Linked DNA regions of Homo sapiens: region 1 is linked to region 2. A link is an interaction called in ENCODE POLR2A ChIA-PET data of the cell type or tissue named here. Cell type or tissue: PC-9. All regions are shown on one strand. Links, peaks and the distances in the headings refer to the core of each region. The heading gives the core; the rest is flanking DNA.

What was found. ChIA-PET counts read pairs that join two places held together with the same protein. Peaks named below come from ENCODE experiments on the same cell type or tissue, not always from the same donor. Only the 100,000 strongest peaks of a DNase experiment are listed, where the experiment ranks them.
Region 1: POLR2A ChIA-PET joins it to region 2 with 17 read pairs; 3 of 35 experiments call an interaction of 5 or more read pairs at or near these places.

Annotation. Positions count from the first base shown.
Region 1 is chr3:112,773,901-112,782,240 of GRCh38, forward strand. No RefSeq gene overlaps it. Among named protein-coding and RNA genes, the nearest start is that of CD200R1L-AS1, 24 kb to the right of the region's middle. In PC-9, for the core only: no CTCF peak of the experiment used is centred there; DNase peaks (open chromatin) are centred at 581, 4,591, 4,901 and 6,291; H3K4me3 peaks cover 366 bases; H3K27ac peaks cover 6,832 bases.
Region 2 is chr3:112,667,706-112,676,045 of GRCh38, forward strand. No RefSeq gene overlaps it. Among named protein-coding and RNA genes, the nearest start is that of CCDC80, 31 kb to the left of the region's middle. In PC-9, for the core only: no CTCF peak of the experiment used is centred there; a DNase peak (open chromatin) is centred at 4,366; H3K4me3 peaks cover 1,239 bases; H3K27ac peaks cover 4,894 bases.

The sequences.
Region 1 (8,340 bases), core at 227-8,226, 110 kb after region 2:
GGTTTTCACTGTGTTTGCCACTGTTCTTGAACTCCTGACCTCGTGATCCACCCACCTCGGCCTCGGAAAGTGCTGGGATTACAAGCGTGAGCCACCACGCCCAGCCACAGGTGGCTATTTCTACAAATAAAACCAGTGGTTGCCAGGACAATTAATAGAGGTGTTCTGTAAACCACAGGGCTAAACCTCTGTGCCAGGACCTGAGTCAAGTGCAAGATCAGCTGATAACTTGCAGAGTTGCTTCCTCTCTGACCTGCTTCTCTGCACATCTGTGAAATGGAAGGAAATGAGCTTATATCATGAGGTGGAATAAAACACTAACTAGAATGTACACCTATTGCAGGACTCTGCTGCTCACTGAATGGAGTCCTCAAGAGAAAGAGAATGAATGTGCCTTCTCTGATCCTCCCTAAAGTAGAAATGAAGCTTTAAATCTAGTTTCATAAAAAAAATTATTGTGGGGTGCAGGATATGAACATCAGGAGGAGAGAGCAGAATTAAGCACATCATTAATTCATGGTGTCCAGTCATCATCACTCTGGGCAAGGCTCTTTCTCGTTTTGTTTGCTCTTTTTTGTTTTATGTGAGTCATCCCTGACTTCTACTTGCCCCCAACCTCCCCGCAATACGTGCTCACTGAGTGTTCTTGGGTGTGTGTATATAGCAATACATTTGAAATTTTATGATGTTGCATTATCTCTGTCTATTCTCTATATATAAATGGTAGTAACTATAAAGCTCATTCTTTCTCTTCCTTTTTCACTCAGCATTATGCTTTTAGAGTTGTCCAGAGCTTGACGCACACTGTTCCCTATTTACCTACCCATTCCCCAGCGGTGGACACAGAGGTAGAGCATCAAGCCTAATGGTTAAGGCTTCATCCACAGGAAGCAGGCTGCCTGGCATGACACCCTATTCACCAGCTGTGCGAACTTAGCCCATTTGCTACACCTCCCATGCCTCAGTTTTCTCATTTCTAAAGTGGAGATAGTAAGAGTATTGAGAAGATGTAAAGTGTTTAGCACACATAAGCATCTAGCAAGTGTTAGCCATCAGCATCTGTATCATCGTTTTTATTCCCACACCCAGTGCCGCAATGAACACCCTCATACACATCCTTTTATGGGTCCATGCCTGGGTTTGTCTGGGGTGTAGGCTCTAGAAAGGGGTGGTTGGGTCACAGGGTGTAGACACACTTCATTTCACCATGTACTGCCAAATTGCTCTCCAGAATGACTACCCCAGTCTACAATCCCACCATCAGGTCCTGAGCATTCCGGGAAAGGTTTTTGCAGCCAGAGAGAGCACAGATTTTTAACATCTCCCCTCCAGTTGCACTGACATCATCTGTCTGAGAGACTTCTGTCCAAGTTGGATGGAGAAACAGCTCTAAGACACGTGGCTGATTTAGCAGTCTGTGCTATTCTGCACTCTAGAGCCCTAAGCCCTGTGGGGATTATGAAACAAGGGGGAATCAGAATCACCCTAATGGGGAGGAGAGCTTCAACGTGCCTCCCCAGGGGCTTCTGACCTCCACACTCTAGAAGGATGTGGACCTCTAGTTCATTCCCTGTGGGTAAAATCCCTGCCTCTGGGAAGCATTGTCACTGATGGATGATGTCAGCCCAGGACAAAAGGCAGAGAACCACGAAGGGAGGACAGCCCTTCAGTGGCTCAAGGCCCTGGAGAAGCTGGAAGATGATGATGCAACTTGATGGGTCAGGGGCACTGAATGTCCCTTATTCCAGAAAATTATTCTATTGTCAAAGATCTCTCCACAGCCTGGAATACCAGAAATGCCACTATTTAACTCATTCTTTAGAATTAAGCCCACATTTTCTCTGGAAGACCATGCACTATCAACAGTTACCTTGGAGGGCTCTGGGCTCAATGCCTGTTAGTACCAGAGAGTGTAAAAGATCTAAGCAGTAGTCACTGAAGAACTTGGACATCTGATAATTCTTTGGTAGGTGAAGCAGGAGATGTGTGTCTCAGGCTCCCTGGGGATGATGAATATAGCTCCGGGAGAGATGCGGAGGCTCATGTAAGTGTACCATCTAAATCCAGTCTGGCATCCACATCATACTCCGTTTTATGAGAGGCAAGTCAGTAAAATTTTGTTTCCTCTGTGTATGTCTGTCTCATAAGAGTTCATTAAACTTCAAAGGCAGAAGCCATGCAATTCACCCATTGCCTCACCCACTGGTGAGCTGTTTCTTACTTGGTCATCCTCCCCTTCTAAAAGGTAACGCTCTGGCTCCCAATTGTGCTGAAGCTGCTAGGAAGTGAAATTGACACTTGGATATATGAAGGTTTGTAGCCCCCAGGGATGAGAAGCAGAGAAAGAAACTCTGAATCAGGTGATGAGCAAGCAGCTTCCTGCCTAGTGAAGCAACAATCACGTGATGCTGATGGACTCTAGGCTTTCACACTCTGGTCTCAGACCTGTCTGCTAAGTATTCAAATTTTTGGATGCTAGAGAAGATAGTGAAAAAAGATTTATATTGGCATAGCAATAGATCACCAATTTAAAATATTGTTTATTTTTCATTACTTTTTATTCCATGTAATTTTTTCGGTACAGCAATAAGCTGACATCTAGCAACAGATATTTGTTGATGAGTGAGAAGTCAGTGAAGGACAGGGCTCCTCACTTAGTTCTCAGATCTCACTAAGGCTTGAGACCACTCTCACTTTCCCACATGGCCATTGATACCATAAGGTAAATATTGATTAAAATTAAAGAAATGGGCCAGGCGCAGTGGCTCACACCTGTAATCCTAGCACTTTGGGAGGTGAGGGTGGGCGGATCACGAGGTCAGGAGTTCAAGACCAGTCTGGCCAACATGGTGAAGCCCTGCGTCTACTAAAAATACAAAAAAATTAGCTGGGCGTGGTGGTGGTAGTCCCAGCTACTCAGGAGGCTGAGGCAGGATGATTGTTTGAACTGGGGAGGCAGAGGTTGCAGTGAGCCGAGATGGCACCATTGCACTCCAGCCTGGGCAAAAAGAGCAAAACTCTGTCTCAAAAAAAAAAAAATTAAAGAAATGTTGAAATCTGATACAAACATCTCAGCTGGAGGGTGGTTAAGCTACGGTTGAAGCATTAGTCTGATGTGTGGCAGGATGGGAATCCGAGGGGCCTGAAGCCTGGGCCAACAGCTGGCTCAAGAGAGAGAGAGATCAAGGTCCTGTGAAGACCAGGGTTAGAAAGTGGGTCAGCCTAAGAAACAATGATGCTTACAATGAACCCCTTAGAGAAGGCAGGGACTGATGTTGCAAAGGCAAGGATGATTTAAACAAGGAGCATCTGATGGAAGAGTGGAAGAGACAGGTTGAAAGGTGACAGTGGTGCTGGGTTTAGGGACAGGGATCTGGTGTGCAGGCAGTGGGGGGTGCTGAGATGAGTAAAATAACAAGGAATAAAAGAAGTAAAGGCTTGAGATCTGGGTCTAGAAGGAACTCTGTTACAGTTTCCCCTTACCCATGTTTTCTCCCTTTACAGCATATTCCATCCCCATCTCCTCCTCCCACTCCTGCGTACAGGCAGCAGGGCTCAAGCTAGACCCTATGGCATCCAGAGGAGGGCATCTGCTGGGGGTTTGTCTCTCCAATTTGGTGTCAAATTGGTATTAATGAGTGTCCTTTTCTCTACCTTCTGGAACCATGCCCTGCTGGATTCAAGCCTCTGTGGCCCTCCAAGTGAGGCCCCTAAACCCATCCAAAGGTTTTCCCTGCCCCAGAATAGACAGGCCCAAGAAGAGAAGTTTACCCAATCTTGCCCACCTATCTAAGTCCTGGACCCAATCACTCTGGCCTCTAATCTGTCTCTGACTTTGACCCCCAGCTCTAAAAACTGCGCCAGATTCTTCACTCAAAAACATTTATGGACCGTCTACTATGAAACAGGCATGCTCATCCTTCCTGGAGATACAGTTGTGAACAAGACTCTGTCCCTATGGTCATGGAGACTATTGCCTAGTGAGAGACAGAATTCAGTAAAAAGGCAATTTCAGGAAGATGTGATAAATACTGGGATGGGGAAGTGGGAACACTTAGGAGGGCAGGGGGAGGCAGAGTGGGGCAGAAAAGACTTCCTAGAGGAAGTGAGAGCTAAATCCAGATGCAAAGGACCAGTAGAAGTGAACCAAGCAAAGAAGAGGTCTGTGGGTGTGGGCAGGGCAGTGATTTTGGAGGAAGGAATGGCAAGTTCAATAGCTCAAAGGCTAAAGTGTAGGACAGGTTCAAGGATCTGAAGATAATATGGCTGAACCCAGAGGATCATGGAGATGGGGCTGGAAATGTGATGGCTTCCTAGATCGCTGTGTGAAAAAGTGTGTCCACTGAGCATCCAGGCTTGGAAAGAAAAAAAGAGTCATATCTGCCCTGGATTGTACTATAAATTTCTTGAAAATAAAAACTGTGCTTATTCATCTCTGCATCCCCAGTGCCTTGCAAAGTAGGCACAGTAATCTGTCAATAAACTTTCTTTCAAGGGTTCAATTATTGCATGGGCTGGCTAATAGCTTTTCTCTGCCTACAATTCCATATGATGAATCACTGCAATGCCAGTGTTACGGTTGCATAGTAAGTATTAGAGCAAACGCTGGTCTCAGTCAGGTGGTAGTGGTATGTTAAGAATACACAGACTAAAACAAAGATATTCTACATTCTATACACTCAATACATTCCAAGAGGGATTAAAGATATATCAGGATCCCCCCGCCACCACATAGTACTACACGTGGACACGTTTGATTTATATGTCTCTTTTCTTCTTCAGAAGTTCTTTTTCTACCCCAATTTGAAATGTTTTATAAAAATTTTTTGAGGTTATTGCAGTTTTGTAGCAGTAATATGGTAATGACTCACCTATATTTCACAATAAATTACTGTAAAAAGCAACACCCACAAGCTTGCCAATGAATTCCTCAGTTATCCTCTCTATGACCTATGAAAATAGCAATGTTTTCTTTAATCATCAGCATAGAGATTACTGAAGACTTTGTCTACAATTTTAAAAAACATAATTCAGCACTAAAATAATATAACAGAATTGGATTATCTTAGATTTTAATCTCTAAACACAAATTCCAGATTATGTCAAAACATATAAGTATTCCTGAGTTACTATTAGGGTCATAGAAGAAAACATATTTCTAATAGGTTCTAGGAAAGTGATGAAAATGAGGTAGTATTCCATAAATAGAGGAAAATGTAAATTGGGGTAACAGTAAGGCTTTGGATTTAAGTGACAATTGCTCCTGACCTTCTCAAAGAATGATTACCCACAAGCTCAGGCTACCCTGCTTAAAATTCTGCAAGTCAAGCTGGTTTATTCAGGATACAGCAGGTAGGATGTATCTGAGGAATCTCACTCTGAACTTATTGTGGCTACTGGTTAGGATAGGAATAGGGTGAAAGATGAGGCCTGGCTCATTTGGAGTTAATGGTGAAATATAAGAGGAAAGGGATGGAGTTAATGGTGAAATATAAGAGGAAAAGGATGGAAATATATTAAAAGCTGGTGAAATATAAGAGGAAAGGGATGGATATTCAAGCAAAAGGTCAGCAACACTTTGGTCTTTGCAACCAAGCAATTATCTTTATATAGCACCCCCTTCTTGGGAAAAAGAAACTGTGTTCAAAAGATCAAAATTTTAAATCAGAAGAATTACATGGTTAAGCATGAAATTAGTGTGAAGTCAATGATTAGAAATTCTTCAAGTATATTTTTATTTTACAGTAGCATATCTATTTTAAAAGCTATTTAATTCAGAAATGTTTAGATAAGGGATATGTTGATGGAAACTAATCAAACTTTAAAATTGCTGGTGCAAGCAGATTTATTTTCTTAAATCTTGAATGATTTTGCTGTTAACATGTTCTTTTCAGCAGTCCGGAACAAAATAAGTATATAAATTCTAACTTCAAATAACATAATTATTACTCTTTGAAAGCTAGAAAAACTGAATCAAGAAAACTTTCATGGCTTTTCCCTAGAGCCAGGAAAAGTGGAAGGTTCCCTAACTATGAGAAAGGCCAGCCTGACCTTTTCTGTGAGAAATAGAACCATGCAGATAGTAGTCAGATGAGGCTTCAGCTTCCAAGAGCCCTACCCTGAGTGTCCTATTTTAAATTGAGAACACTCCACCCTGAAACTTCCCATCCCAACCACTTTACTCTGTTTTTTTCCATAGCACTTACTTCCTTCTAATATGCTATTTACTTTTTATTGTCTGTCTCGGTTCACCAGAATGTAAGCTCTACAGAGGTTAAGGATTTTTTTTGCCAGTTTTGTTCGCTGATGTATCTCACCTTCCTAGAACAATGCCTGGTACATAGTAGATACTGAATTTGTCCTTATGTAATCAAAACTGGGAGACAATAGACTAAAGAAGGAAGTTCAGAGTATTAAGGACAAGTGCTAGTGATTCAAACTAAGTTATGAACAAATAGTGAAATATCTAACAGGGAGGGGCCAACAGTTAAAATTCAGTGAGGACCAGGATACCAAGCTGCTCAGAAGCTTTAAAGTCCAAAGTAAGTCAGCAAAGATTGAAAGTCCAGAAGACATTTAATTCTTTGGCAGACACTTTAGCTACCTACTCACTCTCCACTTCCCACTTTTACTCACCATCTGAAACCTTTATTTTGGTTATAATAACATTGTGCACCACTTCAGATGGGGATAAATGGACTAAGCCAATTATGACCATTCTTTTCCCCGTTTCTCAGCTGCTCAGTCCAGGCCAGTGAGAACTAAATAGAAGTCAACTGGGCACATTCTGGAAAATAGAAATTAGTTTTGCTGGTAAATGGAGACATAAATGATTGGCATAGCCTTTCCCTCTTCTTCCTACCTTGCGCATGGACATTAGAGCTGGAGCTGTCCCAGCCACCTCAGGTGCTCAGGGAAAGACCAAGAGAATTCTCTTTATTTAATTCACTGTACAGGTTATTTACCTGCTTGTTCCAAAATTTATTTTGGACCCTTACCTATAAATAAAATTTCCAAACTCCCTTGCCAACTGCCTCCAGCTAGATATGGTCATTGGCAGCACTAGGAGGAAATTGAGGAATAAGAGGAATGGAGAAGCCAGGGGATTTATCTTCCCTTCCTCTGCTTCCAGCAGTATCTCCAGTGTTGACATGGTCTTCTCCATAATCCCAGCCAATGCCAATGGGCCCTTTTCCATGGTCCCAGCTCCCACCAAGCAGCCATCTTACACATGTTACACATCCAGCTCCAGGTGACTCTGACTTCCAAGCTCTGGTACACACTATCTCCTTTCTTTGTCCCTTCAGTCCTGTGGGTGGTAGTGGCTTCCTGCTGTTACTAATCTTTAAGCTGCTAATCTTTAAGAAGCCCTATTTGGCTTCTCAGCTCTTCCAGTCTTTTTGTACCTCGTGCCCTGTATTAAATTATTTCTATTGGACACCTGGCACGAACTGAGCTTTCCTCTCTGGATCCTGATTTATACTACATCGTATTTGGCTTTTTCATTGCTTGACACAAACCACTCTTCAAATGGACTCAAACCTTAAGAAATAATTACAAATTCCTTATCTTGTGGACTGGTAGATTTTGTAAAGTCTATCCCCTTTTACAGGGTACTCATGGCCTCAGTGGGTAAGGAGAGAGTAAAGACAGCAAGTTGGTGTGGTTATATACGTGTGGATACATATACACACACATACATTTACATATATATACATATATAATCACATGGTTATATATGTCTTTACTATCTCCTTACCCACTGTGGTCATGAGCACCCTCTAAAAGCCATGGCTGCTCCCTGCCTGGGAGATTCCAAAATTTGACTCTTCCATGTTATACTTAGAACATATTTTCTTATTTTATCTCTGACTCGCTCCATCCCAATGGCTCTATACCCTGACTCACCCTTTCTGCCAAGCTCCTTAAGATAGATAACATATTTAGATAGCCTATCATCTCACCCCAAGATTTCCCCTCCTCAACTTCTCCCTTGGATATACTCACCTTCAGCCATAAAGCAAATGATGTACTATTCTACAGTTCACCAGTAGTCTCTTGGAACCAAAAACAGCCTGGACCTAAAAGCATCTGGCCTTCTACCCCTGCAAAGAAAGATCCAAACAGTATGTATGTGTGTATGTGTGTGCACATGTATTGCAGGATGAATTTAAAATTTCCTTCTTCTCATGGGTGCAGGACAGGATAGACACTTTGGAGGATAAACAAATTTATTATTTCAACCAATATATATTTAGCTTTTGCTTTGTGCTTATATGCAAGGGATACAGCAATGAACAAAGCAGATAAATCTCTGCCCTCTGGCCTCCTAAAGCTGAT
Region 2 (8,340 bases), core at 305-8,304:
GTAGTTGCCTGACTAATGTCATGATGTTCTACACACCCATAGACACTGTCATTCTCTCTCTCTACGTGTCTCCATCTCTCTCTCTCTCTTTTCTCTTCTCTTCTTATTCTGACATGAAGCAGATGAATCAGAATGAGTGAAGGAGAATAGACAAAACAAAACCACAAGCACAACACGAAGGGAAAAATAGTGACACCTTTAACTGATGAGAAATAAACCAGAGAATCCGTGAGGGCCATTTTATACAAACATGTAAATGAATATTAACTCCTCAAGTTCAATAACTAACAGTGAGTTATAGGAAATACCTTGCAATGACCAACCATGCACAGAATACTGCATGTTTTCTTTGCTCAGTTAGCCACATCAAAAGTGTTTTCTACAAACTGCTAATGAAAGAAACACATGAGTACAGGCTAAGCATGCTTAGAAATCTCTATGATCTCTCAATCTCCATCTTCCTGGCATAAAGATGTTTCTGTGGGGATTGAAGCAGCAGACACACGTTTACACATTTATGCGTACATATATATACATATATATATGTCTCCATTATCAGAAATTCTTCTAGAAATTTTGTGAATTGCTGAGAAGAATGCTCATAATTTTAAGATAATGCTAAAGATACTAGAGAAGAAAAATTAGGAAGTTAGCAACAATCAATAAGTGGGTTTGACTGGTATTGAATGAGGGATGGTAGACATAAATAGCTCACAAAATCCTTACAAAAGAACCTGAAATACCAAGAAGAGTATTTTTCCAAAATTTGGGATTTGACAAAATGAAGACTAAAGATCCTTATAAATAGATAAATTGTCAATTAGCAAGTAGTTGAGATCTCACAATTCCTTAATATCTGGAAATTTAGAAACACTGAGCTATTTGGTGGTGTAGCCCCTATAATTTCATTTTTTAATGATAATTTATATTGTTTCTCACACAGCACTCTTGCTTTTATTAAAAATAAAATTTCTGCAATTTAAAAGTAGTTCCTAAAAACTGATTCAGACCCAAGAGACTTGAAGAGAGTGTATGTACCTAAAGGGGTCCATGCAAAGGTTATATCACATTATCACTTCATCATCGACCTATCCTGGGGAAATCACGAGGGGGTTAACCTCTATAGCTAATTCCTCTCTCAGGGTCGATCCCTCAGTTCTAGCTCTTCATCCGTAGCTTCCTGGCCTTCTTTCCTTAGGCATTCCTAGCCCCTACTGTGGTGCTCTGCCCTGCCCTCAAAATCTCCATTCCTGTGTGCTTTGTGTACTCCAAGGGGACAGTTAGCCAATAGGATTCCTCCATCTTCACGATGGTGCTCATGAAGCCTCAGGTCTTTAAGGGTCTTTCTTCCCATTCCCCTAAGTGTTGAGGACTTCTGGAGAGCGTGCCTCTGCCTTTGGTTGTCTAATGCAAACGAGGGACTATAGGACAAGGAAAGAGGATCTTTTCTGAAGAAATGCCAGTCAGAAAGGGATCCACACTCAGTCATCCCATGGTTTCCTCTCCTTCTCTTTTATCTCCCCAGATGCATGTGGCCACCATCCCCTGGCCCCAAGTACCTTCAGATCCTCATAGGTATCTTGTCTTAGGTTAAGTTTTTTTTTTTTTTTTTGAGTCAGAGTCTCACTCTGTCGTCCAGGCTGGAGTGCAGTGGCGCGATCTTGGCTCACTGCAAGCTCTGCCTCCCAGGTTCACGCCATTCTCCTGCCTCAGCTTCCCGAGTAGCTGGGACTACAGGCGCCTGCCACCACGCCTGGCTAATTTTTTTGTATTTTTTTTAGTAGAGACGGGGGTTTCACCGTGTTAGCCAGGATGGTCTCGATCTCCTGACCTCGTGATCCACACATCTTGGCCTCCCAAAGTGCTGGGATTACAGGTGTGAGCCACCTCGCCTAGCCATCTTAGGTTAAGTTTTCATTTCTCCCTTTGATAAGCTGAGAGCAGTTGGGATTTTCCAAGAGAATATTTAAGAGGAAACTGTGGGAATACTAATGGGAAGAGACAGGCTAAAAGGAAAACATGCCCTTTCTCAGAAAGACTCAGATCTGAATGCAAATGGTTTGGACTGGGTTGTCTTACTGTTGTGGGAATCTGGCCTCCTGGATCCTTTCCCATATAATTATCTCTGGGGACTAATGTTTGCAAGCCCCTTTTCAGTCCCCCATTGACCATCCTTCTCTTTTTCCATATCTACGAAGGAGTTGTGTTTGCTTTTCCTGATGGGCAATGGGACTCAGTAAATAATGAGCCATCTTCAGGTAAAGAGAGACCTCAGATTTCCAAGGAAAGAGAGAAATGTAACAAACTGAATTCCATATTACGGTAAAGGGTAAAGGGGTGCTTTTCAATGCTCTAGTAATAGGAATTTGGGATCCTTGGCTACAGACAGACTAATAATGGTGCATATATGTCTAGGCAGGCAGGGCTCCTGAGATTAGGCACTTGTCCATACCATGTATGAGTACATGATGTCTGATGCCTAGCCACCTTACTTGGCAGAACAGAAAAACACAGAGACCAAGGAGTCCACAATGTGGGTCATTCTCTAACCTCCTTCCAAGATACATTGGAATCCCCTGCTAGCAGAGATATTTGTGAGCATGAAAATGGCCCTCAAGTACAAGCTGCAGAAGAGAGGAGGAAAGGAAGTAGTAGACCTGGATATTCTAACCCAGATGACAATTTGTAATTCTAGTTTCAGGATTGAGAGTCTTTGAGAAAGTGCATTGGAACAGGAATTGGTATGCCTGGGTTTTAGGTCTGGTTCCTTATTTTCTTGCTTTACCTCTCTGGGTGTTGGTAGTCTTAAGTCCAATATGAAAAAGACTGAACTAGTTGGTTTTTAAGTACTTTCAGCCAATGCTTCTCAAATTGTGTATGGTGAAGTTCTAGTTTTGTTTTTGTTTTATGTACATTTGGTTGCAGACTAGTTCTTTCGTACAACACAATAAAAATAATTGCCAGAAAAGCAAGCACATGCCTAGATGTCACAGAAACACCAAACTGCTACGAAAGTTTCTAAATATTCCTGTCAATACCTGTCCTTATCTTGTCACAGACTGCAGCACCAGTTCTTGGGTCACATGTTGAATAACATTGCTTAGAATTCCAGCCTTCTGAGTATAAGTTGTGAATCTGGCCAACATGGTGAAACCCTGTCTCTACTAAAATACAAAAGATTAGCCGGGCATGGTGGCGTGTGCCTGTAGTCCCAGCTACTCAATTAAAGGCTGAGGCAGGGGAGTCGCTTGAACCCGGGAGACAGGTTGCAGTGAGCTGAGATCACGCCACTGCACTCCAGCCTGGAGACAGAGCAAGACAAAAAACAAAACAAAACAAAAAAAACCACAGACAAACGAACACAAAACCATAAAAGTACAACGCCTTGCAATTCACTTGCAAGAAAAATTGACATCAGTGTAGTATATGTGAAAAAGACTAGGTTGGTCTGTGTATCTGTTTCAGTGGCTCAAGCCACACCTGGGATGTCTACTGAGTTATGGAATAAAACAGTGTCATAAACTATTATAATACAATTTTTGTATAGTTTTTTTTTTCTTTTTTTTGAGACGGAGTCTTGCTATGTCACCCAGGCTAGAGTGCAGTGGCACGATCTCAGCTCACTGCAACCTCCACCTCCTGGGTTCAGTTGGCTAATTTTGTATTTTTAGTAGAGACATGCCTCACCATGTTGGTCAGGCTGGTCTTGAACTCTTGACCTCGAGCAATCTACCCACCTTGGCCTCCCAAAGTGCTGGGATTACAGGCATGAGCCACCACGCCCAGCCACTCCTTTCTTTTTGAAGTAGAGAAAACAAAAACAAATTCTATCTTCAGCTGGGCCTGCTGCTACAAAATGGAATACACACTGTGTTCAAGGCACTGGGCTGAAACATTCACAGTCACTGTCTTACTTAATACTCACACAAGGCTATGAGGAAGACATGATTATTGTCTCCACTTTACAGATGAACAAATTGAAACTTAGAGAGGTTACAAAACTGGCACAGTTCCGAAAAATGGAGGTTCTATGATGCAAACACAGGCTCGACTAACTTCAACATGTGTAATATAATCATTATGCTGTATTATAATTCATAATTACATTTATGGACAACAATAGCTATCTACCAAAATTATGCTCTGTGGTACAATGGAATATTTGCCCTAAATTAGGTCACAGTCTGGAGGGAAAGACAAGTATGTAACAAAAAAGACGGTCAAAGATTGCTGGGAGAACAGAGAAAAGAGAACACCTAACTCTTCCTGGAGGGAATCAGAGAAAGTGCCACATAGGAGGAAACTCGTGAGCTAATGTTTGGGGAATTAGTGGACATTAGCCAGGCAGAAAAAGCTGGTGGTCATTCCTGGCAAAGGAATGCAAAGGCAGGAAGGCTTAAGAGAATCTGGCACATTGCAGAACAGTAAATTCTTTCCATAGTCAGGGTGTAAGATATGGAATTTTGAATACTGAATGGAGGAGACATAAGAGACATGATGGGGAGAAAAGGCAGAAGGCAGAACACGGAGAACTTTGCACGCTATGCTAAGGACTTTGGACTTTTTCCAAGTGTAGCAAAAAAAAAAAAAGCCATTGAAGGAGTGTCTGTAACATGATCACATTTGTGTCTTAGATAACTTTAAGAATGGATTAGAGGATTGTGTAAGGCTTAGGGCCTTGGGTAGAAAAATTGCAATAGTTCATGACACCATTTTATTTCATAACTCAGTAGACATCTCAGGTGTGGCTTGAGCCACAGAAACAGAAACACAGGCCAACCTAGTCTTTTTCACATCTTTCAGAGTTGAAGGTCTAGAACCACCCAGATCTCCTCAGGCCACTCACTCATTCGCTAATTTCTTAATTCAATAGACAGCAATTTGACATTTGTTTTTCAAGTGCTAAGATCAGACTTAGAGCAAACTCTTACCATTCAGTTTTTCACAAGACAAACCCACATCCTCTAAACTAAGTCAGATTGAACAGGCTCTTCCCCCTAAGTAGTAGAGGTGTAAAGTTATCATTATGCATGTCTCTCTCTGCCCTCCACTCCCTAGCAGTTACCTTTGTGCATCCATCTTACTACCAGAATCCCACCAGGAACACCAGTCATATGGGTCTATGCAGAGTCCCTGCATTCTAGATAATTACATGTGGTGTCAGAGTGCTGAGCTACCCTTAGGCCAAAGCTCCGCAGAGATTTCTGCAGAGGGACTGCCCACTATTGTGGGAGAAGTGCTGAACAGGGTGAAAACTGCATTGACTGAAAGATGTCAGTATCTTTCCCTAGCAGACCAATTTTCAGAAAGATAAAAATTCTTGTGTGGTTTGTAGAGACATTTCAAATAAAACCCACATCGTATCCACAAAGGAAGTTATTTGTTTCAGGCTCACCCATCCAGACAAGATGAAAATTTTGCCTTCTTGCTTGCATAGATTCTTGCACTGGATTCTTCAGTGTAAGAACAGGAACCAACACATCATACCAAAATACTTTATTTTTTGCCATGCTTTTCTTTCCGGATTCTACATAGTTGCTATCTTCAATAGTCTCAATAACAAAAATTTGCTTGAGGATCTATTGTGTGCAAAGCACTCAACAGGACACAGAAAAAAAAAATGTGTGAAGAGCATTACTGTCTGTGAGATCAGTCTAACTGAGACAGGAAAAAAGGTTCATAAGAAAAAATAAATAACACATGGAATATATTATGTTTTAAGTACAAGGTACCGGTAATGATTTCACATGAGGAAGAAATTCGTCTGAATTGACAGGACAGGGAGGATTAAATTATCAGAGAGAACAATCCTGGAGGGGCTCACAGATGAATAGTATAAACACAAGGATTGGAAGATAATATTTAACATTCACACTACATTGCTAAACTGTTCTAGGCACTGTATGCATCTTAATTTATTTTATTCCTTATATCCTTATGAGATAAGTTCTAAATGATCTCTTATATTAAAGATGGGGCGAATACAGCACAGAGATTGAGTGATTTGCCCAATGTCATATGGAGCTAAGAGGCTGTTAAGCACTCTTCTATATAACACAGCATAAAACGTGTGAACAACAGGCAGGCTTCATCCAGAGGCAGTAGGAGAGAGTAGGGGTGGGCGATGGTGTGCGTGGGGCAGATGGCAAGATCTGAAGGGAGCGGGGACATGCACAGAATTGCCCCCCAAACCCTGATATTCTCAAGGTGTGTGACAGCCTGAAAGCCATTCACTTCTGAATTTTAAGAATCAGCTCATTTTATATTTAAAAACATAGGTAATTTCAAAAGTCAGAACTCAAGTGGTGCAATTTTCCATAATCACAGAGTGCAGTGTTATTGGGATTCAAGGGGAAACTGGGGTAAGTGGTATTTTGTGTATCTACAAAAATGAATATTAATATGGCCTTCAATTGTTAAAATTTACTAATTAGTATTTCTCTAGAATTAGTACTTACAGAGCTGACTGACATTTGTGTGAACATCAATTTTAATTAAAAAACAATCGTGAAGGTTATTTGGCCTCTTAATTTATCCTTTTCTCTGGAATTGTTTCTTGCTCCTTCCTCTTTCTGCCAAAAGCCAGAGACAGTAAGCAGTGACATCCTGAACAGGTCATTCCAATGCTCATCACAGTCCCACTTGGGTGGAAATGTGGAGTCAGCTCGCCTCCTCCCCACTCTAGTCAAAGGACACTGCATCTGGTTTAAGGAGAGGAGAGAAGAGTAGAGGGATGTGGCAGAATGGTGACATGGTTGGCATTTTAGGAAGGGAAATCTTTTGTAATCAAAGAATAAACCTCAGTTGAGTTGACACTATCTATTCTGGAACAAATTCACCAAACTCTTTTCCACCCCAAAACATGTTACGAAAACAATGATCTCATTTGAAGGGGCAGAGAATGGTTAGATGAAGACTTCATCAGACAAGGTTACTGAAAAGGAAAAAAAAAATAAATCAACATCTGAGTTTTGTAAGTGCCTTAAAAAAAGTTGCTGAGAGGAAAACCAATAACTCTCTCCTCTCTACTCTTCCTCTAGCTCTAATTCAAACATCACACAAAATCCACACTCTTATTTTGAGATTTCGTTTTCTTCTATAGTCTTGTTCCTCTTCCCCTTCCTGAAGTTTTTAATATTTTGAAAACTTTTCCGTCATATGACATTCATTTTCACACCTTCGACAGCTTATGTATTTCTGAGTCCTTTTAGTGAGCCCAGGTCTCCCAGACAAGCCTCACTTCAGGATAAAGTGGGGAGGCAGGTTCTTGCCAGGCATGACACAAAATGTCTTTTTTCTTATTGGTTGAACAGAGCCTTTCTACATTAGTCCCACAGTGCTGTGGAGTCCAGGAAAGGCATGATCAAGAACAGGGCCAATCAGGAGTTATAAACAATGTTCCAGACTGCTTAGAGGAGACCCCTCTATGCGGCCTCAACTCCCCAGGACCAGAGAGGGAATGTGCCTTTCCCATCCTCTCCTTGTCTCTGAATAATAGGTGATATTTATTTAAGGTACTCATACTGAAGCCTCCATTTGTAATTGTTCAGATCCCTCTGGAAATAATTTTTAAAAACATAAAATTGTACAAAGTTCCCTGGTGGAAAAAAAAACATATCAGGTACTTAATTGCTTAAAATAAATCTTTATTGAATAGATGAAAGCAATAACTTCTGGCATGCAGAGTAGAAACAGAAGCAGTATGATTCTCAGGAGAAGTGAAGTGTCAAAGGAGGACCTGGAGATCGCAAGGGAAGAGGGAGTGGTGTTGTTGGGGGAGCCCGGCACGGAGCGTGATTTGCTCCTTGGAAAGTCAGAGGTGATGGGTGTTTCTCATCTGGGCAGAGAAACAAACACAAGGAGTCAGGATCTGCGGCTTCCTGGGTGGAAACAGGGCCAGACAAGACAGTTCAGACGGGACTAGAAAAGGAAGCAGAGGGGAAGCAATTGGCAAAAGGTTTTCCAATAGTCAGAGATGGTAACAAGCTGGTCCCAGATGCTTGGACCCAAATACTTAGAGCAATAAGTTGACTTCATAAGGTAAATTGTAAACTAGACAGTGCTGAGCCATATCTAATTTATACTTTAGGTGTCCTCATGATTTTCTAGAAAAAAATTACTATAAATTTTAATTATTTTGGTTATTTTCCAGTTTTCTTCAATGTTTCTTGTTAAATTTTAATTTGAATCTCTTTTCCTAAAGCCACCTTGTAAATGAGTCTTTATTTTGAGATTTTTTTTTTCTTCCATTTATTTGCTGAATTTAATCAATACTCTTCATTTCTTCCTGGCTGGCTTTTGTTTGTTTATTTTTTGGTCCACTTGGGTTTTTGTTTTTCA